Regions from separate parts of the Homo sapiens genome. Here region 1 is linked to region 2. Evidence: chromatin loops called from intact Hi-C (ENCODE). Cell type or tissue: CD4-positive, alpha-beta T cell. All regions are shown on one strand. Links, peaks and the distances in the headings refer to the core of each region. The heading gives the core; the rest is flanking DNA.

Region 1 (2,898 bases), core at 250-2,749, 600 kb before region 2:
CTCAGCCGGGGTCACTTGCTGAGTCAGGCCTTATTGGACCCAGGAGTCCTGCACCCCACCTCCCCAGCTTCCCGGGGCTTGAGATCCCTTGGAGACTGAGCAGGTCCTGAGGCCTGGCAGCAGGACCAGGCCACCACTGGACATCTGCTCAATGGGGCCCTGCTGCCGGGGTGACAAGCATCCCTCTACCAGGGCTCCAGGGTTCTGCTGGCCACCACTAGCCATCCTTCCTCCCAGCAGGGGCAGAGGACACTTCCCCAGGGGAACAGGTCCTCCTGGTGCCCCCCCACTCCCCGCCCCAGCCGGAAACCCGGCAGCTGAGCAGTTAGATAGAAGATTTTTCCTCCCACGCCACCCTGTCAGGGGTCGGCCAGCAGGGCCGGGCCACAGGCTTCCTTGTGAGCCAGGCCTGGAGCCCCTGGGGGCCCACCCGGATGTGGCTACCCCCCGGCTGGCCAGTGGGGAGCCGGCTGCTGCCCAGGACATGTGTCCCCAGGGAGGCCTGGGAGGAAGGAAGTCTATGCCCTCCTCACAGGGGCTGACTCACAGGCGCCCAATGGGGGGCCCCAGCTGGGAGACTGGGAATGTGATCAATCAGGGAGGTGGACACACAAGGGGACCTCTGACATGGGATCTGCCCTTTCAGAGCTCACACACTGGTGTCATCTCAAGGAGGAGAGGCCCAGAGAGGGCAGTGTATGCTGCGAGAGGCGAGGTAATTGAGGGCTTACGCATGTCCCTCCTGATGTCCCCAAGTAGCACGTGGGGAGGAGGTTCACCCACAGGCTGCCCTCCTAGGGTCTCCCCTGTCTGCCCTCAACCCAGAGGCAGTGAAAGGAAGAAGCCACGGCCTTGGGATGGGGGGCGTGCGGGATTCTGATGGTGCTGCCTCTCCGCAGGGAGATGGTTCTTGGCTTTCCCTACCTCCTGAAACCTAGCTGGGGCGGTGGCTGGGATGTCAGGCTGGCGGTGTGGGCAGAGGAAGCCAGAGGACATTTCCTGTTCTGGCAGACTGTGCTGGCCTGATAAATGTCCCCGGGGCACAAGGTGACCCCAGCAAGGGTGCATCAGTGTCCAGCCAGCTGCCCCGTGGCCTGGGGTAGAACCCACCTCTCTGCCTCCCCAGGGACCCTGCCTTCGCCCCCTGCTTCCCGTGGGCATCTCTGCGTCTGGCAACTTGAATGCTGTGAAAGGGCAGCAGGCCGCCTGCCAGGCAGTGTGTGTCAGAATCCCACAACTCTCTGGGCCTCCTTAGGCCACAGGGTCTGGACTCTATGAACAGTTGGTGCTAGGCATGGGGAAGATAGAAATGTTCCTTGTGGCCTAGATTCAACCAGGAGGCCTCCCTGGAGGAAGTGTCCCCTCTGAAGGTGTGAGACTTCCTGCCTATATCTGTGAGCTGGGGCAGGGGAGAGTGGAGGCTCTGGACTGGCCCAATTTAACTTCATTTACCACACTTTAAGAAATCTTCCCCAGGCTGGGAGCAGTGGTTCACACTTGTAATCCCAGCACTTTGGAAGGTCAAGGTGGGAGGATCACTTGAGCCCAGGAGTTTGAAACCAGCCTGGGCAGCATAGTGAGACCCTGTCTCTACCAAAAAAAAAAAAAAAAAACTGGGTATGGTGGCACATGGCTGTGGTCCCAGATACTTGGAAGGACTGCTTAAACCCACAAGGTCATGGTTGCAGTGAGCTGTGATCATGCCACTACACTCCAGCCTGGGTGACAGTCAGACCTGTCTCAAAGAAAGAAAAAAAAAAAAAAATCCTCCCCAAGCCTCAGCAGGGGAATTCCTACCATGGATAAAGGCTTTCTCTGCATGTGGGCCTGATCATTAAAAGGAAAATTTCAGCCTCCCGAATTATACTATTATCCAGGGTGATTAGATAGAGGAGAGGCTGAGAAGCCCTGATCTCAGCGGGGCATGGATTAAGGGGACCCCACAGCTCAGCCAGGTTCCCAGCGATTCAAGGTCCTGCGATTTCTCACCGACTTGGTGGCTCCAGGGTGCCTGGGGCTGGCTGTGCTTCTTGGGGAGCACCAGGTACCACTGCTGCTTCGAGGCCCTCAATAGCCCTTTGGTGGACCCGGTTGTGTTCTGAGCTTGGGGTCCTGAGATGCAGACACCCCCCAGCCCCAGCTGGTGGGCGTGCAGCTAGCTGCCTTCATGTATTTGCTGCAGGGAGGGAATTGGGGGTGGGGGACAAGGATGCACCAGGCTGAGTTATTCCTTCTGCACATCATCCTGCCCCTCACCTGGCTGCAGGATTTGGGGAAACCCTGGAGACCCCCATAGCTGGGAGGTTCCTGCCCCAGAAGGAAGCCTGAGCAGGTGAGGGGGGTCTCCTGGGTGCTAGGGCCCCTCTGTGGGGAAGGTGGTTTATTTCTCTGGCTGACCAGGCTCCCCCGAAGCTCTGTGCTGGGATAGAAGTGTCCCAAAGACACCCTGCCCCCAACTCATACCCTACAGTCGAAGCCTGAGGGCCCCAGGTCCCCCTGGCGTGATCATCATTGCTTCCTGTCCACAGCTTGTCAGCCCCTGATCCCAGGGTTGTCACCATCTGATCAATTGCTTTTTCTCTGAGCCTGGCACATAGTAAGCACTCAATAAACGCCACTGCCTGGGCCAGGGTCAGGGAGGGATCCACCTTCCTGTGGCCTGGCTGCCCTCCTGGCCAAAAAACCTCCCTGGTACAGTCCCTTCCATAGCTTGGGCTACAGCTGACTGCTCTGGGCTGGCAACTTCCTGCCCGGAGCAGCCTGAGCAGCCGCCTCTCCCCTGAGAAGATCTTTTGTTCCAGCTCCCCATGACGCCCCGAGCCCAGCCCATGAGGCAGGCCCCCCTGTGGCTTCCCATGGCGGGCGAGCCTGACTCCGAGGCTGGAGCTCTTTTCTAAC
Region 2 (2,898 bases), core at 232-2,731:
TGTTAGAAATGCCCTGTTTCTCTTTGCCTCATGCACGCCCCCTCTTATTTCAAGGTCCAGCTCAAAAGTCACCTCCTGTCTACAACTTCCTCTGATGCTCCTGAGCAGGGATGGCTGAATCTCTGTCTCTTTACAATAAGAAAATACGGTCTTTTTTTTTCTTTTTGAGACTGAGTCTCGCTCTGTCACCTAGGCTGAAGTGCAATGGCGAAATCTCGGCTCACCCCAACTTCCGCCTCCTGGGTTCATGCAATTCTCCTGCCTCAGCCTCTTGAGTAGCTGGGATTACAGGCACGCACCACCACACTCGCCTGATTTTTAGTAGAAACGGGGTTTCACCATGTTGGCCAGGCTGGTCTCGAACTCCTGACCTCAGGTAATCCACCTGCCTCGGCCTCCCAAAGTGCTGGGATTACAGACGTGAGTCAACGCGCCCAGCCGGAATAATATTTTACAGCAATTACACTGCACTGTTTAGATCATTATTCCTATGCCGCCTCCTCCCCCAACAAAGTGCGTGCCTTCAGCACACAACGGTCTTGTTTCTGCTTATTCCGTAGCCCCGCAGGCAAAGCCAGAGTCTGGCACAAGCCAGGGACCGAGTGACTACCTGCGGAACAGAATGATTAGAATTGCGTCTGGGGTTCCTGGAGGGTGGGCCTTGGCTGGGCGGATCCCAGGAGCCTGGCGTCTCCCAGGGGAGGCGCTCACCTCAGATCGGGCCTAAGAGGGCCCTGCTTGCCACACTGACCGCCAAGCCTGGCCAAAAAGCTCAGGGAAGCCGCGGAGCCACTGCCCGCCTGGGTCAGGGTGGTGACGGAGCCTGACTGAGAATAACGGCTGAACTTGACTAATAGACTGACCGAGGGTTGGAGCGGGTCCCAACCAACTGCCTGACGGCCCAAAGGCAGGAAGAAACGATGGTAGGCCTTGTCATCTTCGAAGGAGAGGAAGGACAGCAAACGAATTGCTATAGCGTCCCCATGCGCACTTGGCGCTTCTCCTCAAGCGGAGCAGGAACGGAACTGGGCGGACCCGCCGGAAGACTCGGCGAGTGCGCGCGCGCAGGAGCCCATTTTCCCGCCCGCAACGTGGCCCCGCCCTTTTACCCAGGCCCTACGCGAGCTTCGCCGAGTACGCGTGCGCAGCAGCTTCCCCTCCCTCGCCCCGCCCCTCACGTGGCCCCACCCTCTCACCCTAGACAGATGGGAGCCTCCTGGGGTGTCCACGTGAGCGCGCGTGAGTCCGCCCCCCCAGTCACGTGACCGCTGACTCGGGGCGTTCTCCACTATCGCTTACCTACCTCCCTCTGCAGGAACCCGGCGATATGGCTGCCGCTGTGCCCCGCGCCGCATTTCTCTCCCCGCTGCTTCCCCTTCTCCTGGGCTTCCTGCTCCTCTCCGCTCCGCATGGCGGCAGCGGCCTGCACACCAAGGGCGCCCTTCCCCTGGATACGGTCACTTTCTACAAGGTAACCGGGGCGGGGGACGTCGCGCGCAGGTGCCGCCGGGGCGCCCGGAAGAGCGCGCGCCCGTGGGGAGACGCTGGATTCCGGGAGCTGACGGGAGGTGGTCTGTAGCAACGGTCCCAGAGCTTCCCGGCGTCCTACAGGCCTAGTGGACTCTGAGCGGAGAATGTTATGACCACCGGGCATGCACGCTTCAGGGCCCCGGCGCACCCTTGCTTTTGCAGCATTTATACTTGCATCCACCCTTGCAAAGATGCAGCCGAGGGAACTGGGTGCCCCTTCCCTTCACCTGTGGGGAGAGGGCGGTGCCTGGCGAGATCCAACCCTCGAGTCCCAAGTGGGAGAACCGGAGGGCGGTGCGAGGTCGACGCCACCGGGCTCCCGGCTGTGGAAGCTGGGAGGGGTTGGCGGGGGGAAATGCAGGCGCGTTAGCCTGCGTGTCCGCGCCCCTCTTCCCAGGGTTGGATTGCAGCCTGCTTTGCAGTGTGCAAACAATGATCAGATATCATACATCTTGAATAGTGCAAGCGTGAAGAATAAGCTTCAGTTCAGCCACCCTGTAAAGCAGGGGTCCCCAACCACCAGGCCCGTCGGTGGCCTGTTAGAAACCGGGCCGCACAGCAGGAGGTGAGCGGCAGGCGAGCTAGCACTACAGCCTGAGCTCCGCCTCCTGTTACATCAGCTGCGGCATTACATTCTCATAGGAGCACGACCTTTATTGTGAACTACGCATGTGAGGGATCCAGGTTGTGTGCTTCTTATCAGAATCTAATGCCTGATGATCTGAGGCGAAACAGGTTCATGTCGAAACCACCCAACCCCGTGGAAAAGTTGTCTTCCATGAAACCAGTTCTTGGTGCCAAAAAGGTTGGGGATAGCTGTTGTAGGAAACATCTTGGGGTTGGCAACAAAATCAGTAAAATTGGGTCAAGGCATGGAAGAATTTGCCACTACCTCCGCCTTTCCCCCCTTCCATTTTTGCAGAATTAGGGATCCTGGCCTGAGTAAATGGACGGTTGGAAATGGTGGCTGAATGCAACACCGCAGTCCCAGTCCCCTCCTCTTGCACCTGTCTTCACCCACGAGCAGCTTTTAACTTCCTCTAGGAGATGGGCAAGCTTAGTGTTGCGAGAGAGCCAGTCATTTCATTTTCAGGTTTTGTACTCATTGTGGGGAAGTGAAACCAAGAAGTAGTTGTCTCCAGTGGTTGAAGTCTCCTATTTTCAAGCGTTCCCTGTCGTGGATTTGGCACTTGCAGCTCATTCAAGGCAAAGTTTCAAGAATTTAAAAGTGTAGGCCGGGCTTAGTGGCTCACGCCTGTAATCCCAGCACTTTGGGAGGCTGAGGCGGGTAGATCACCTGAGGTCAGGAGTTTGAGACCAGCCTGACCAACAAGGTGAAACCCCGTCCCTACTAAAAATACAAAAATT

Evidence for each region. Hi-C counts contacts between places; a loop is a spot of excess contacts. Peaks named below come from ENCODE experiments on the same cell type or tissue, not always from the same donor. Only the 100,000 strongest peaks of a DNase experiment are listed, where the experiment ranks them.
Region 1: it touches region 2 in a loop (2.6-fold over the local background); 2 of 110 quality-filtered maps call a loop at or near these places.

What each region holds. Positions count from the first base shown.
Region 1 is chr12:111,409,609-111,412,506 of GRCh38, forward strand. The region is part of intron 1 of SH2B3 (SH2B adaptor protein 3); the gene reads left to right. Among named protein-coding and RNA genes, the nearest start is that of SH2B3, 5.1 kb to the left of the region's middle. RefSeq lists a silencer at 349-498. In CD4-positive, alpha-beta T cell, for the core only: no CTCF peak of the experiment used is centred there; DNase peaks (open chromatin) are centred at 319, 569 and 1,723; H3K4me3 peaks cover 714 bases; H3K27ac peaks cover 2,500 bases.
Region 2 is chr12:112,012,139-112,015,036 of GRCh38, forward strand. It overlaps TMEM116 (transmembrane protein 116), which reads right to left and starts at 1,027. Exons shown (of 11, transcript NM_001193531.2): 1 at 864-1,027. It overlaps ERP29 (endoplasmic reticulum protein 29), which reads left to right and starts at 1,288. Exons shown (of 3, transcript NM_006817.4): 1 at 1,288-1,471. The coding sequence starts at 1,328. RefSeq lists enhancers at 3-891, 762-951, 2,622-2,761 and silencers at 1,112-1,191, 1,532-1,621. In CD4-positive, alpha-beta T cell, for the core only: a CTCF peak has its summit at 1,379; DNase peaks (open chromatin) are centred at 653, 1,173, 1,803, 2,143 and 1 weaker place; H3K4me3 peaks cover 2,500 bases; H3K27ac peaks cover 2,284 bases.